Regions from separate parts of the Mus musculus genome. Here regions 1 and 2 are each linked to region 3. A link is a loop called in an ENCODE intact Hi-C map of the cell type or tissue named here. Cell type or tissue: left cerebral cortex. All regions are shown on one strand.

Region 1 (5,000 bases), 220 kb before region 3:
TTTTCCTGTGACCCCAGTTAGTTCTCATGTGAGTGGGGACACTATCATACCCTGGGCCTGTCCTCACTATCTTCCTTTCTGGCTTAACGTTTGCAGTGAGATTATATTTGTGTGTGTGTGTGTGTGTGTGTGTGTGTGTGTGTGTGTGTGTTTTGTGCGTGCGCGCGTGCACACATACATACATCATGCACGCTCTGGCCATGGACATCATCCACATTGTGACGCAGAAAGACCCTCATTAGAGTTGACCAACATCAGTGCAATACTGTGAACCACTCCCTCAACTGTCCTGTAAAGCAACCTCCCTATGCAGCTATGCAACCTCTTTTTCTCCCTAGGCAGCTATGCTTTAGGACTTTTGTTACAGATGTCAAAGTGAAATACCGTTGGCAAAGGCAGAGATCAGTGTGGTTTGCTACGCGAAGAAAATGTGAAGCTGGGAGAAGAGAGAGAGTGGGCACAAGTAAAAAAAAAATAGTCTCAGACACCTCTTTCTTTATGAAAACATCAGGCACGCTGGTGGCAGTGACGTTGAACATGAACGAGATCAAGAGAAGACACCCTTATGTAGAAGGATGCAACTAGACCCATAGAACAATCTCACAAATTAGCCAGAGAACTATTACCTTCTCTTTACAGATGTGGGCATGCAGGTCAACGGAGGATGAATTATTTGTCCAAGATTCTAGGCAAAGTTGAAATTAGATACTAACCCCAGGTCTGCCTTAACTCCCAAGGGTGGAATATGTGTACATGTGCATGCAAGCTTTTTATTAAAAAGAATTATTTTATTTAAATTCTCTCTCTCTCTCTCTCTCTCTCTCTCTCTCTCTCTCTGTGTGTGTGTGTGTGTGTGTGTCTGTGGTGTGTGTGTGCTTGCACATGAGTATAGGTGCTCCAAGAAACCCAAAGACACTGTCAGATCTCTTGGAGCTAGAGTATAGGAAGTTATAAGGAGCCCTGTGTAGGTTTGGGAATTGTACTCAGGTCCTCTGGAAGAACAAGAAGCACTCCTAACCACTGAACTGTCCCTCTACCTCTGTAGACATGCTTATAACTACCATGTAACCCTGCCTTTCTAGGAGGAATGGCAAAGTTCATGAAGATTAAAGAGAAAAGGTTGAAAGCGCTAACAATGACGGCACAATGAAGGCCTTGAAGATAAATGCAAAATATTTTTAATGGGATTTTGCTGTGTTGAAAAAATGTGTGTGTGTGTGTGTGTGTGTGTGTGTGTGTGTGTGTGTGTGTGTTAGAGCACAGCAGGGCACTATGTATAACCATTAGAGGTGTGTCCATGACTCAGGTTATAAGCAAGATTAGCGAAATACCAAAGGCTAGTTCACAGGGAAAACAAACCCACACTCAGAAGCCATCAATCAATCGCACCTTCCCCCTCCACTGCCATCATAAACCGTCTCTGTTAACCCAGACTCCCCAGCTCCCTTCCAGACAACCAGGCATCTCTGAGCCGGCCATCATTTTAGGTCATTTCATTTAGAATTTTCATTTCCATCCACTATGCTTTCCAGGGTCAACAAAGGCTGAGATAGCATCTTTAAAAATATGATGTGGCACCAGAAAATGATTAAGGCGAGGTTCTGACACCCTCCTCACGGCCTGACACAGAACAGGCGTGACCCCGGTGGAATGTGACTCATTCACGAGCTCCCTTGAAATTCTAAAGGGAGCCATCCTTATTACAAGCTACACACTTACAACGTGTGCATATTCACTGACTGAGAAAGCTGGTGAATCTCAAGATGAAGTGAACAACTTCATACTCAGGAGACACAGTCTACAGTTAATGGGTTACTTCCCCCAGTGCTGTGATTTAACAGGCAAATTGAAAAGAGCTTTAAACTTGCTCATTTTTAAAAACCTACCACGCGTAAACACTTGCCAACCCAAAGCCCACGTGTCGTGGAGGATATGCTCAAAAGATGCATCTGTGGATTAGTTTTTTAGTAGTAGTGCTTTTAAATTGCATTAACTTCTATAGCTTCACGTCAAACCTGTGACTGGATAGACACCGTTTCTCAAGAATGGACTTCTGTTTAATAGGCGAGTTCTCTTTCTGCAAAGCATAAAACTACAGAGATACCACACAAGTCATGACAGCGGCTGCTGAACTGTCAGATGGAGGGAAACTGGTATCCAGGGAAGGAGAGGAGGAGGCTTAACTTCCACGTATGTGATTTGTTTTGTTTAGATTTCATCACTTAAAAGTTCCGTGTCTTTAGGCAAGCTGGATACCTTCTCTGGGATGTAGGTGAGGGGGGAGCACTAACTTTTACTTCAAAGTGGTTTTGACGACGGAGGTCAGGTACAATAAATCTTTGGGCAGAATGCCTTTTGTAGCATGGAGGGTCATGCAGAGACTGCTGGAATGATGATGGTGGCAGCAATAGTTAGGATGACAGTGTAGCTCCTGATCCATGTTGCTATGGTGACGGAGAAGGAGCGATAGGGGGAGGAGAGGGAAGAGGAAAAGGATAAAGAATGGAAGAAGTGGAGGAAAGAAGAGGCTACCAACTGCTATTTCCCATGCTTTGTATCTTCCACCAGACACTGGAAATGAACAAACTTTAAAATCATGGCACATTCTATTGGCATTGGGACTACAATGTTGTCAGGAATGGGCTTCCTGACAGAGCACAACCCTGTTTCTCTTATTTGTACATACTAGAATTCTGTATTTTCTCACTTATCTTAGCGGCGATCTTGCTTCCTTCCCAAGAGTTGATTAGAAAACCCTGCTGAGACTATGAAAGAGGAAGTCAACTTCTGGTACCAGTTTGTCTGCTGTATTGGTTTTCTTACACAGTGAAGGGCACACGTTTATTCATGTCATGGTGATTTTGAAACACATCGCTTTAAACTTGAGTAAAGACAACAAAGGCCTTGGTTAGCAGGAGTCATCACTCTCAGCTTTACCACGAGGAGTAAAGCCTGCCAGTGAGAAGTGGAACATTTTCTTCCAAGGACAGAGACAACTGGTATTTAAACCAGGCGGACATGGTCTATGGGGGATAAGCCTGGATAATTCATTGACAGGAAAATTACCACTTAATTATCATGCCAAACAAATGACATTTGAGAGATAACCCAGATGCTAACCTTTGGCCTCAGCAAACCAAATGTTTATCCTTTTGGTAGGTACAGGCACATGGCATATCCTTAATGCAAGTTAGACATCACAAAGAAACATACCTTCATAACCCCAAGGCTGCACAGCTTGGCTTTGGCTCCAAATTGCCACTTACATTGCATGTCGGCATCATAAATCTGTCCCGGGAGTTTGTCCGGATATTTATACTGTCCCGTTTGCTTGGGCTCATCCACCAGACAGCCAGCCTGCGGTGTACTACATCGATAACACATCCTTAATAACAGCTCTGTTCATCTGTGACCTTTTCCCATTTAAAACTGCACCTCTGTGAGGGCAGCCATGCAGAGGAGCATAGAATGCTTAGAGACACAGGCATGTGTTTAAAGTTTTTTTTTTTTTTTAAAGTATGTTTTATTGCAAAGAGTGAGTCCCATCTAAAAGGTTGGAATGTACACTGTCATAAAGGGTTTTATAGGGGGCTGGAAGTTCTGGTCATCTAACTAATGTGCACTAGAATTGGGTAGGAGATAGAAGTATAAATATAAGAAAAATCTCCCGTCTACAGTCTCATCCCAACAACACTGGACTTTTTTTTTTTCTTCTGAGAGTCTACTGTATGATTAGCATTAGCTTAAGAAATTAAAACACAAAATAAGTCAGACACAAAGGATGTCTGTCTTCATGGGGTTTTAAGTGACGGTATACTTCTTACAGATAGGACTAAGAAGAAATAAGGGTGTACGTTGTCTCAAATAAGCTTTACAAACGAAACCAAAGTTATAGCCAAAGAATCAGGAGGTTCTGGTTGTGCTGTTGTTGGCCTAGAAGCCTAGCAGTCGAAGCAGGGGGATCAGGTTCAAGGCCAGCCTAGGCATATGTAAGAGACCTCGTGTAAAATATAAGAGCACCCCATACAATAAACTTTAGGATCAGGGGCAGAAGGGAGAAAGCTCCCCTGAAGGGTCTTGACAATATGGTAAGGATGTTTTTTTAACCAAATAATCTCACTCCCATTTTTTTAATGTAATCAAACTGTGCCATCACTAAGGGGTTAATTAGTGATTAATTAGTGTGCCATCACTAAGGGGTTAATTAGTATGTGATATTAAATGTAAATGTGGAGTCAGATACAGGGAGGTACTATCAACTGTGCATCCATAATGACTTTATATAATTCTCATAAACCTCCTTAAGGATTATGAGTCCCACAAGGGCTGTAACGTCAATGAAACTAGAAAATTAAATGTGCTTAACCCAGCAGCGAAGGTAATGTCAATAGCTGCTGTAGCTATCATTACTATGAAAAGTCCTGAATGACAGCAATGCCATGACGGTAATTTAATCCACCTGGAGTTGATCTTGATTTATGATATTTACTGAGCCCATTCTCACGTGAGGTAGGAAAGACAATGTCAATCCCCCAACAATGAACCTAAAATTAATATGGAAATATAGGAGGATGTGGGTTGTGATAAATCAGCAAATATCTGTCCATTTTTTTTTTTTACTATGAGTTGGGCATCAGTCAGCTATACATACTCACATATAATCTGCCTTGTTGATGCAGCTTTTCTGTGAACATTTCCAGCTAATACATAGTAGCATAGGTTTGAACATATCAGGATCATCAATTTGTCATGAAACGTCACTAATATCAGGTCAAAGAGGGAGCAATCAGAGTGCATATATCTATATGTTATGTCAGATCTATGTGAATCAATATGGACTAAAAATATGGAGAGACATGCATGCCATTAAGCACCGAGTAATTTTTTAAGCTTACTCTTCTTTTTTTTACTTAAGTGTATGTGTCTCTGTGTGCAAGCATTTGGCAGAAGTCAGAAAGGGGCATCCCTATAGCTGGAGCCATGGGCATCTGTGAGCCATG
Region 2 (5,000 bases), 140 kb before region 3:
GCTTGGAAGTAGTACTTCACCCCCCCCCCCATTAACCATCAGGAAGATGTAGGCCACAGTGTGGTACCCAATTCACATCTGTAAAATGAGTGCTATGGAAAAGGCAGATAGCATCAAGTGTTGGTGAGAAGAGGGAGTGTCCAGAGCGCTCGCACATACTATTGGTTGAAGTGCACACTGGTGTAGCCATTTTGGACACCTGATTCACAGCATCTGCCAAAGCTTGACCTATGCCTACCCCAGGAGCACAGCGACTTGACTCTTAAGCACATACCCAGGGGCGTGAGAACACAAGAACAACAAACAATTATACAAACAAAACCATCCTGGGATCCTCATACTTAAGCAACAATTTTCAATAAGCATAAATAAACCACAAATTCCATTAGGGCAATGGTGGACAGGAAGGAAGGAACAACTGAGTGCCCTTCTTGGGGCATTAATAATGTCTGTTTAATCTAGGCTCATATATATGGGCATGGACTTTGTGAACATTAATCAAGTTATACCATTACTTTTTTTACATCTTCCTGTATGTGCATTTTAACGTTTATATGCAGATATTACCCTTCAACACAAGGTTACAAAATTAATATGGATCAGGGTTACCACTTGCTAGTGAGAGTTCCATTCTCTCTTACTTTGCTTCTTACTGGTCTGCTGTGTTTCCTAGGTGTTTTATGGAGGAATGGGAAAAGGATAGTAGCAAACTCAGGACAAATAAGTTTGGTTCTTCTCTACCTCTTAACAAATAGACTCTATGGAGGTGACCAAATTAGATCACTAGAGTCAGATGTCTGGAAATTGTAAAAATCTTAGAGGTCATCTCACACCACTCAAGAGAGCAAAGCAAGGCCCAGTGATGTCTCGATAACTAAGTACGTACACCGGCTTGTTGCAGAGAAGGGACAACCTGTGCCTTCCACAAGGCAGACCCTGGGTCAATTATTTCTGGAGAAATTTTAACCTTTTCATTCTTCTGCCTTAGATGGTAATTTGTCCTTAGTTCAAAAATGAACCTCTTCCCTAGAAAAGATAACCTGATATCTACTCTGGAATTAGCAAATCCGACTTCCTACCCCTCCCAAGGAGCAGAATTCCTGAGTGTTGAACACGGAGAGGCTACATTTTGTAAGAATGAGAAGACATAGAGACTTGGAAGCCTGGGATGAGATCTCCCCGGTTACTTCTACTTTTAGTACATTTAACACTTCTATCTATTTTGTATACCTTATGTATGTGTGTGGGTTTGAGTGTGCCACAGCATGCATGCAGAGGTCAGAGGAGCTAGCTCTTTCCTCCCACCATGTGTGTCCCAGGGGATTGAGCCTAAGTCAATGGGGCTTGAGAGCAAGCATCCTTACCTACTGAGCTAACTCATCAGCAATAGTCCTGGTTTTAGGGATGAGAAAACTAAGGCACACGCAGAACCCTACTAGCTGGTACTGGTTTGATAATGAGAATCAGGGTCTGCAACTGTTCATTGTGAGTGTTTGGAATGAGATGGTTTAAGGCTCTGTGGTGGAGGGAGTAACCCTGGAAGACTTTTGGAAATTGGAATAGGCAGAGGGTGGGAAACACAAGGAGGAAAGCCAAAACCCAGCAGAAGACTCAACACACACACACACACACACACACACACACACAACCACACACAGACACACAGACACAAACAAAGGATGAACACTAAGATATGTCCATGCATGTGCGTGTACATGTGTGTGTAAGCATGTCATAACACCCAGGGAATCTTTGAGACAGTCATCATTCAATTGAATTGAGATTAGCTGGGTATTGCTAACTCGTTTTATTTTGTCATTTAAACACGCTAAAGAATACCATGGCTGTGGTTAGGGTTTTGGCTGGATTTCAGGGCAATATGTGAGGAATAAAAAAGTTGTAACTAAAAAAAAAAAAAAAAAAAAAAAAAAAAAAACTTAACCCTTGAGAATATGGGAACCTTCATTTACACCAACCCACCCCCGAAGCCACCCCTCTCGCTTAGCCAAGCTGTATCCCATGTGTACATCCCCAGCTAATTCCCAATTGGGCTCTCTCAAATTTTCTTCCTTCCGCCCATGCCACAGCATGATCATCACGTGTCTCCAATCCCAACTCTGCTGTCAGTCTGAGACATTTCTCCATTGCAACATGAAATGAGAGCCTAGGATGTCATTTACTGCCTTGTCTACTTGATTGGATTCTGAATATCATTTACGTGGATATTCTCAGCCTGGTGTTTGACACAGAAAGACTATATGGAAAGGAAATCAGGCTCGAGTCCCAAGGGCTTTTAAACTTCTTGCCTCCAAGGGTGCCATGCTTCACCCTGCCAGTACCACACATCCTCTCCTATTTTAAGAGGATTCCTTCTGTAACTACTACACCACCAACAGAATTTCAAAACAAAAACAAAGAAAAACCCCTCCCCTTAATTCCATCATGTTGAAGGTAGGCTAACTCTGGCTGCTGAACACAATTCTAGATTAAAATGCAGTTTTCCCCTTTCAAAGCAACAGAGATGCATGTAGCCGGTTAGATTTGTAGAATGCCTGGTCTCCCAAGACGTTGCAAAGCGAATGGCATCCATCAAATTAATTTCCTTGGGGATCGTCTCAAACATGGGGAATGAAAGGGCCCAGGCCATTAAACATCAAAAGAATGTTCTAAATGCTCATTAAAGTTCTATTATATTTTCTTTGCTTTTCATTTTTCTTTCTTTTTTCTGCTCCCAGAGACCAGATTAGATTAATTCAATTAATCTAATTTATAATTATCTGTAATATTATACGTATCAGAGCTGACAGTGTGAATGTGTGGAGTTGGCTAGAGGGAGCTTAATGCGCTGGACATCTGTTCATTCAAGTTATACAAAACACGAAAGAACGAGTTCCATTAGAGCAGGGCAGACTCACCAAGCCGGCACACGTAGACACAGCCACAGAGGACGAGCTGTCATTTCTGATAAATCCCTGATACAAACACTGCGGTACCTCAGGCTCCCGAGTCTCTGAAGCACCGTCCTTTCCAAGTACTTGGACTCTAAAGTGACTGCTCAAGATCGCCGAGGGCTTAAGCTCTAAATGTAGATCCTGTCCAAATGCTGAAACTCGGTAGTGCAGGGAGTTGCTGGCACCGTGTGCCGATCGCCTTTTCCTGTGGTGCAAAATGTCGTGTGAAATATATGACCCGCCCGAGTCCACTTCTACTGGCACGACAAAGACGTAATCTGTAATGGGAAAACAAAAAATTAGCTGTCAGCACCCAGAGCCCAAGATGCCAAAAGGGCCACTTTCCAGCAGCTTGCCCCGAAGCTCACAAAAAACCTTGTTCCATGCACCTAACAGTGAAGAGAATTCAGAGAGGCTGGCTCACTGCATTCTGAGCCATCGGGCTCTGCCAGCTTATGCTATAGCTGGGATTGGGGCTCAGGGGCCCAGAACTTGCCTAGCATTAAAAAATAAATAAACCCTACAAAAACCAAAAGCTAAGTGCAACTTTGATAAATCTCAAAGATATTTGGGTGAAGGGTCAATTCTCAGTCTGAAAGGAAATACAGGGGCTCTTCATATATTAGCCATATGTAATCATATGTAACTTATTATTGTTGATAAAAAAAATCAGTATAAAGGATGGATTTGATTGATAGCCTTGTTTAGGTCCAACTTAGAAACTTTCCTGATGGAGTTTAAATTGTGAATGACTCATAAAATATGCTGTTTCTGATTATCCCCTTGGCTCATTAACAAGGGGCACCCAGCTACTCACGCCAGCATTTGGATCTCCCTTAGTGTTTCAAGAAGCCTCCACCGGGGACTCTCCTGTTTAATCCCAGGCCTAAAATACAACCTCGGCAAAAAACATGCCTCCAAACCATCAGAAGCATCCAGATAGAGGCTGATGTTTGGAACTGCTCAGACTTGTTGGAGGGGGCGTGGCAGATCAGGGACACCTGGAAAGGCATGTTTAAAAATGCCTTCCCCCTGGCTCCCCTGAACAGCACTAATTGCTGTGTGATCTGGGGGTGTGTACAGGGGCGGGGTGGGGGGGTTAGGGGAAGCTGGGCAGCGAGGAAACAATTTGCTATAGGAAAGAGCAAAGTCAGTATGCTGCTTTCTTTCACAAAACATTGGAATTGAAAAGCATCGTCCCAGAAGATGATGTGGAGCATGCCCAGTGTGAATTAAAAAAAAAAAAAAAAAAAAAAAAAAAAAAAAACTTCCACTTTCTAGGCACAGAATGGGAAACTAATTTGTAAAGTGTTTAGAAAGATTCCGAACAACTAAGAGGCATGTTTGAGTCACTTGGGTCCTTGGCTTGCAGAAGAGAAAGGGGGGGGAGGGGGATTCCCTTCCTTGAACAGTCAACAACAATGAAATAAAAACAGAAGATGCTAAGGAATCAGGGAGTCTCGGGTGTGTAGAGATCGATACACAATACACAATTCTAATTGGGCTTAATTAGTAAAGACACCCAACAGGACCATTTGTGACTTTTAAGGTGTGGCCAGCTCTTTTATGGTTCTTTCATTTTCTCCTTCTCTCCTTGAAACTAGAAACACCCTATCATTGACATATTCTTCAGAAAATAAAAGGAAAAAATGTGTTTCCCTTCTCTTTCCCTTAAAACTGAGCAGCACACATCTTAGTTCTCAAAAATTTCTGATATGTTGTTCTGCAGGTATGTAGCTTTTGATTAAAGCCGTCTTTCTTTCCTCGCTTTTTTTTTTAAAAAGGGAAAACCCATTTTCTCTATCTACCAGTCATACCTAACTACATAATAACCTTTTCCAACATATGTGCGGTTTCTACAGTGTGTGTTTCCGGTTTCTACAGTGTGTGTTTCTTACCTCCTTGTGCACGGCCATCTGAGATTGCACCTGCTCTTACTTGGAAGACCATGTAGGCGTGTTAGCCAATCATCTAGACCCCTCACCCCCTACCTACCCCAGACACCTGCTACAAGTTTGTTTCCAAGAGAGGAACATACAGGCTGTTGGT
Region 3 (5,000 bases):
TGCTGCAAGCATGAGGGCCTGAGTTCAGCATCTTCGGATCCCAAGTAAAGAACAAGGCATGGTGCCACCCGACTATAATTAATTCTAGTGCTTTAAGGTGGGAAGCGGAGACTTAAGAGGGTCGCTCATTCTCTAGACTCAGCCACACTGGCCTAAGCTGCAAAACTCCAGGATGGTGAGAAACCTTCTCACACAAAAGGTGGAGTCCTCTGCTCACCACAGGTATACTACATTACACCCGCGGGATGCGCATGCGCAGCCCCTCCCCCGAGGCAGCAGGAATCCAGTCGATCACATCAAACTCTACAGCTCAGGTGCCATCCCACAGCAGGATCTGAATGGCATTGGCTCAGGATGGGCACTGCCCTAAACCTCAGTGAGTTTTGCCACTACTGGTGCCCGACCTCCCATCTCCTGTCTTCTGGGTGTGATGTGATGGCTTTTGCACAGAGGGGTGTGATGGCCAACTGATCTACTAACTCCGGATCACAGTAGAGACCAGACTGGAAGTCAGACAGCCAAAGAGTAGGAACCTCAGCCGACCAAACAAAACACTGGCAGTCAGACCGACTGGAGGTGTGAACTACCGACTTGCTGCAAAGTACTACAAATTATAGGCCTTTGTAAGGGTTTGAAAGCATCAAATTGAAGACTGCCAAGAGTCCACAGAGTGAAGAGGACATGTCAGTGCCCCACCCACGTGCCCTAGGGTATCTTTGTACCTCGAGTCAGTGGGTTTTCCCATCCGATGGGAGTATTCTCAGAATCTGCTCTTGGGTTAATGAAGTTGGTTGTGCTCACAGGCACAGATAAGAAGCCACAAGTTCTGGTGTAAGCGAGTCTCCCATCCCTACTCTTAACAAAGGGAGACAGGTGCGATCCTGGGAAATCCCCATCGCCCTTGCCCCAGATTTTAGGACACAGCTTACTTTCCAAAGTTGTCCCGATGGGATCCGGTGGAAGCTCCCCTGTCGGACTTTGCCTGAACTTGCTTTCTTCTTTGGCATAGTCCCCTGCCCTGCCTTGCCCTGCCCTGCCAAACTACTCTCTTCCTGCTTCCCACGAGTGGCCTCCTCTTGACGGTCACCCCTCACGGTTTCTCAACTCAGATGCCAGTCTCTCCTATAGCTGTAGTGGCGGGTTATATATGCCGATATAACTGAATGGAGCAGTGCCCAGACAGCCGTGAAGCATTACCCAATGTCTATAGGCATGTTTTCTGGGGAGGTTGGGGTTGGCAGAATGGATAAAGAGCGGGGTAGTGGTGGCGCACACCTTTAATCCCAGCACTTGGGAGGCAAGGGGCAGGAGGATTTCTGAGTTCGAGGCCAGCCTGGTCTACAGAGTGAGTTCCAGAACAGCCAGGGCTATACAGAGAATCCCTGTCTGGAAAACAAACAAACAAACAAAAAAACCCTGCCTCATAAGTGAAATAGTCTTCACCTAATCATTGCAGGCTCCACAACGGACAAAAGAGTGGAAGAAAGAAGAAATCACTCGGCCTGGACTCAGGCCTCCATTTACCTTCTAACTTTGGACAGCCACGGTGTTCTTGCCAAAGGACTTTGAACTTGACTAGAACTAACATCATTGGATTTCCTGGCCTAAATTTGGGTTTGAACCATACCCCTCACTTTCCTGGGTCTCTATCTTGCAGATAACAGATTCTAGAACAAACCAGCCTCCATATCACATGAGCTCACCACCGCCCCAGGCTATACTCTTTGTACCAACCAGTTCTGTTTGGTGGACTCCTGACACAGTAGATCTGGGTGTGAGATAAATAATTCAAAGAATGGCTACCGGAACATAAAGGAACAAAAGTGACTGGAATATGCTAGACACACTCAGGACTCTGCCCTCCATGAGCTGTTAGGCAAATGCACTGTAAATCATATCCCAGATAACATTTACTTGTTGCTTTGTAATATGCATATGCACAATCTATAAACATATGTAGATAGACTGCTAGATGCATTCACCAGCAGGCATTAATGCTTGCATGCTGATACTATAGACAAACCATTGCAGAAAACATAAAGGACATATCTTTGGATGCCATGTCTTACCGAGAGGTTTGTAGGAACACAGGGAGATCCTGTTGGTATCTCCCTGATAGGGCCAAGAGATGACTTTTTCCCCCAAAGCAGAGTCTTTGCTTATTACCAACCTTTGCAGGGACATAGTGTACGTCAAAATACCCAGCAGCCTTTGTCGCTGGCTCTACCTTCTGAGCACTTTGTGAAGCAAATACACAGCGAGACATAATAAAGTCTCTAAAGACGGGAGGACCAACAAAGCATGGGTGTGGGCCTGCTTCTATGTTTTACCAGCCCCTTGGTTCCAGATATTAAAACCAGATATGGCTAGTTTCCTGTTCTGTAAAATGACAGCTTGAAGGACTCCTCTAGAGTCAATGGGAAGAATCCTATACTCAAAGTGCCTAACTCAATGCCTATTACAAATAAGGACTCCATGAAACTCATTTTTCTCTCTAGCCTTTATTTATTTTTTAAAGAGTCAGAGCTAAGAGATTGAAAACAGCCCAGCCTGATTGACAGAACTTTTGAAGTCAAGCCTTTGTAAGTTTCTTGAGGGCAGAGGCTGGATCATTTGCCTCCTCGGTACCGTGTCAAGCCTGCTGGAGTTGCCCAATAAACACAATAAACATTTCCAAAAAAAAAAAAAAGATGCTGAATAAGCCGACGGTTGCTGCTTCAGTTACCGTGGGGAGGCTGCCACCTGGTGGACACGGAACAAAACAGCACACCTCTGGAACCTGGATTCTCCCCCAGAGGGTTGGAATAAATGGCAAGACTTACCTGGCGACTGACTGTTCCCAGCAGTCTGCGCTAGTCATGGGAGTTTTCAAAGCAGCAGAAAGAAAAACACCGGAAGAAACACAGTGGATTTCTTCGGGCTATTTCTTAGGGCCATCACCCTGGACTGTGTAGATTGGAGAAGTGAGCAGAACTTGGGTGCATTTCTTTGCGTTTTTTAAGACTGTGGCTACAATGGAACCATCTGCTTCAGCTTCCTTGACTTGCCTTGACTTCACTTGAGGGACTTCACCTTGAACTGTGAACTGATTTAAGCCCTTTCTCCGCTGAGTAGCTTTTGTATCTCCGCAATAGGAAAAGAAATTAAGCCAATGCCCCAGTGTAAACTGGAAACTGGGTACTTGTCACTCGGAGCAACATCATCACAAAACAGCAAAAGCGTTGTTTATGCCTGCATGCTGAACCATGCTCCCTCGCTTGGATCAGCAACCCCCTTCTGCCAATAGGCTGTTTTCTCAAGGACTCCGTGGAAGTCCCAGGTCAATGAAGCACTTATTGAGTAACGACCGCAATTTCCTGAGCAGAGTTTTTGAGCAAAAGCAATCACGTGAGGGAAGTCCTACCCATTTCCATCAATTCATGTCTGCCTCTGCCTCCTGAGAGCGCTCAATCGGTGATTGCCATCATCTCCTCTCAGAGAAGCTCGCAAACCCTTCAGCTAATTTGCCCAGGAAGAAAGAGGAGCCTGAAGGACTCCGTGGGACTTGACACAGGCTGACCTCTGCCTTTGCCCTTTCTGGCAGTAATTTCCTGCATCACATGGGGGACGTGAAAATAATATTTCTGTTGGTATCAGACGTCTCCCCATTAGTGCTGGACAAAAGTCAACCAAGGTGGGGTGAAGAATACCGAATCAGAATAATCTCTGACCCTCTTCCTCAAATAGATGCCACACCAGGGTCTCCCCGCTTATTAGCATCCTAAATATCTTTCCTTCTTCCTAAAGACACCCGCACCCCTCCCCCCTGCGCTCTACTCATTTCCTGCCTGTCACCCTGGAAAGTTGGCATCGGTTTTACAACTGAGAGGTTTCCGTTGAAACCTGCCTGGCCTCTCCTCGGTTGCCCACACACAGAATCTGAGATGTTGATACTGAATAAGGACCAGGTGGAGTGTGGGAACTAAATATCACAGCTTCCTAAGGGAAGAAAGCCCTTTGGTATGGATTTTCCAGACAGAGGCAGAATAACAACTTCAGGCTTATGTCAACCTCGGCTAAGTGACATGCCTTCATGTACCCATTTTCCTAAATGGTATAATAGGTGTGGTATTCCACTATGACAGAGCTCCACAAGAACATGTTAACCATCCCCCTCGGGCCCTTTTGAAAGTTCTTTTTTTTTTTTTAAATGAACTTGGAAACGACCTATGGGAAGTGCCTAAGTGTCATGCCTAACACTTAGGGGGCATTCAACAAAATGATGTTAGGTTCCAAAATGCAAACATTAAATTTATTTAGTATGGGCAGCTTGGACTATACTTTTAGGGGCAAATCCCCAGTGTGTGTTTGGGCTTTGTGGAGCCTAATGCTCAGTTTGAAACTGTATCCTCAGGGCCTCCTCAAGGGACAGATATATATTCTAAAGTTGTATTGGGCATCGGTATCTTGTGCTCACCAAAGAGCATGCCATGCTGCCCATTTGCCTTCTAAATATTTATATGTGTACACAGAAAAATGGTGGGCTGCTCTCAGCCTCCGACAGGGAAGGCTTTTGCTGCAGTACAAGCCATCTGTAACCTCATATTTTCCCACCCATCCATTCTGTTTCCAGAAACAATGACTCTGAAACTTCTTATGTATGCATACATGCTTAAGCCAATAGCTTTGGAGTGTGTGTGTGTGTGTGTGTGTGTGTGTGTGTGTGTGTGTGTGTTTTCTCTCTCTGTGTGTGTGCATGTGGCACAGAAGCCAGAATAAAACATTGGGTCACTTGGAGCTGGTTACTAATGTTTGTAGCATATCTGGCTTGTTATATGTTACTGGGACCCAAACTCTGGTTCTCATGACTGTAAAGCAAAGGCTATTAACCGCTGAACCATCTCTCTAGCCCCCTACAAAAGTTTAGAGACAAGGGGCTGGAAAGATGGCTCCGTGGTTATGGACACTGACTCCTCTTCCAGTCACCCCAGAGTTCAGTTTCCATCAACCGCATAGTGACT

The links. Hi-C counts contacts between places; a loop is a spot of excess contacts. Peaks named below come from ENCODE experiments on the same cell type or tissue, not always from the same donor. Only the 100,000 strongest peaks of a DNase experiment are listed, where the experiment ranks them.
Region 1: a loop joins it to region 3, with 2.0 times the contacts of the local background. A loop is called at or near these places in 3 of 42 quality-filtered maps.
Region 2: a loop joins it to region 3, with 2.9 times the contacts of the local background. A loop is called at or near these places in 20 of 42 quality-filtered maps.

What each region holds. Positions count from the first base shown.
Region 1 is chr8:113,761,007-113,766,006 of GRCm38, forward strand. It overlaps Adamts18 (a disintegrin-like and metallopeptidase (reprolysin type) with thrombospondin type 1 motif, 18), which reads right to left. Exons shown (of 23, transcript NM_172466.3): 10 at 3,214-3,367. Among named protein-coding and RNA genes, the nearest start is that of Adamts18, 85 kb to the right of the region's middle. In left cerebral cortex, no CTCF peak of the experiment used is centred here; a DNase peak (open chromatin) is centred at 1,894.
Region 2 is chr8:113,841,940-113,846,939 of GRCm38, forward strand. Adamts18 (a disintegrin-like and metallopeptidase (reprolysin type) with thrombospondin type 1 motif, 18) reads right to left here. Exons shown (of 23, transcript NM_172466.3): 3 at 2,916-3,229. Among named protein-coding and RNA genes, the nearest start is that of Adamts18, 4.4 kb to the right of the region's middle. In left cerebral cortex, no CTCF peak of the experiment used is centred here; a DNase peak (open chromatin) is centred at 3,083; H3K4me3 peaks cover 294 bases.
Region 3 is chr8:113,982,303-113,987,302 of GRCm38, forward strand. No RefSeq gene overlaps it. Among named protein-coding and RNA genes, the nearest start is that of Gm30107, 96 kb to the right of the region's middle. In left cerebral cortex, a CTCF peak has its summit at 2,757 (motif pointing left); a DNase peak (open chromatin) is centred at 2,755.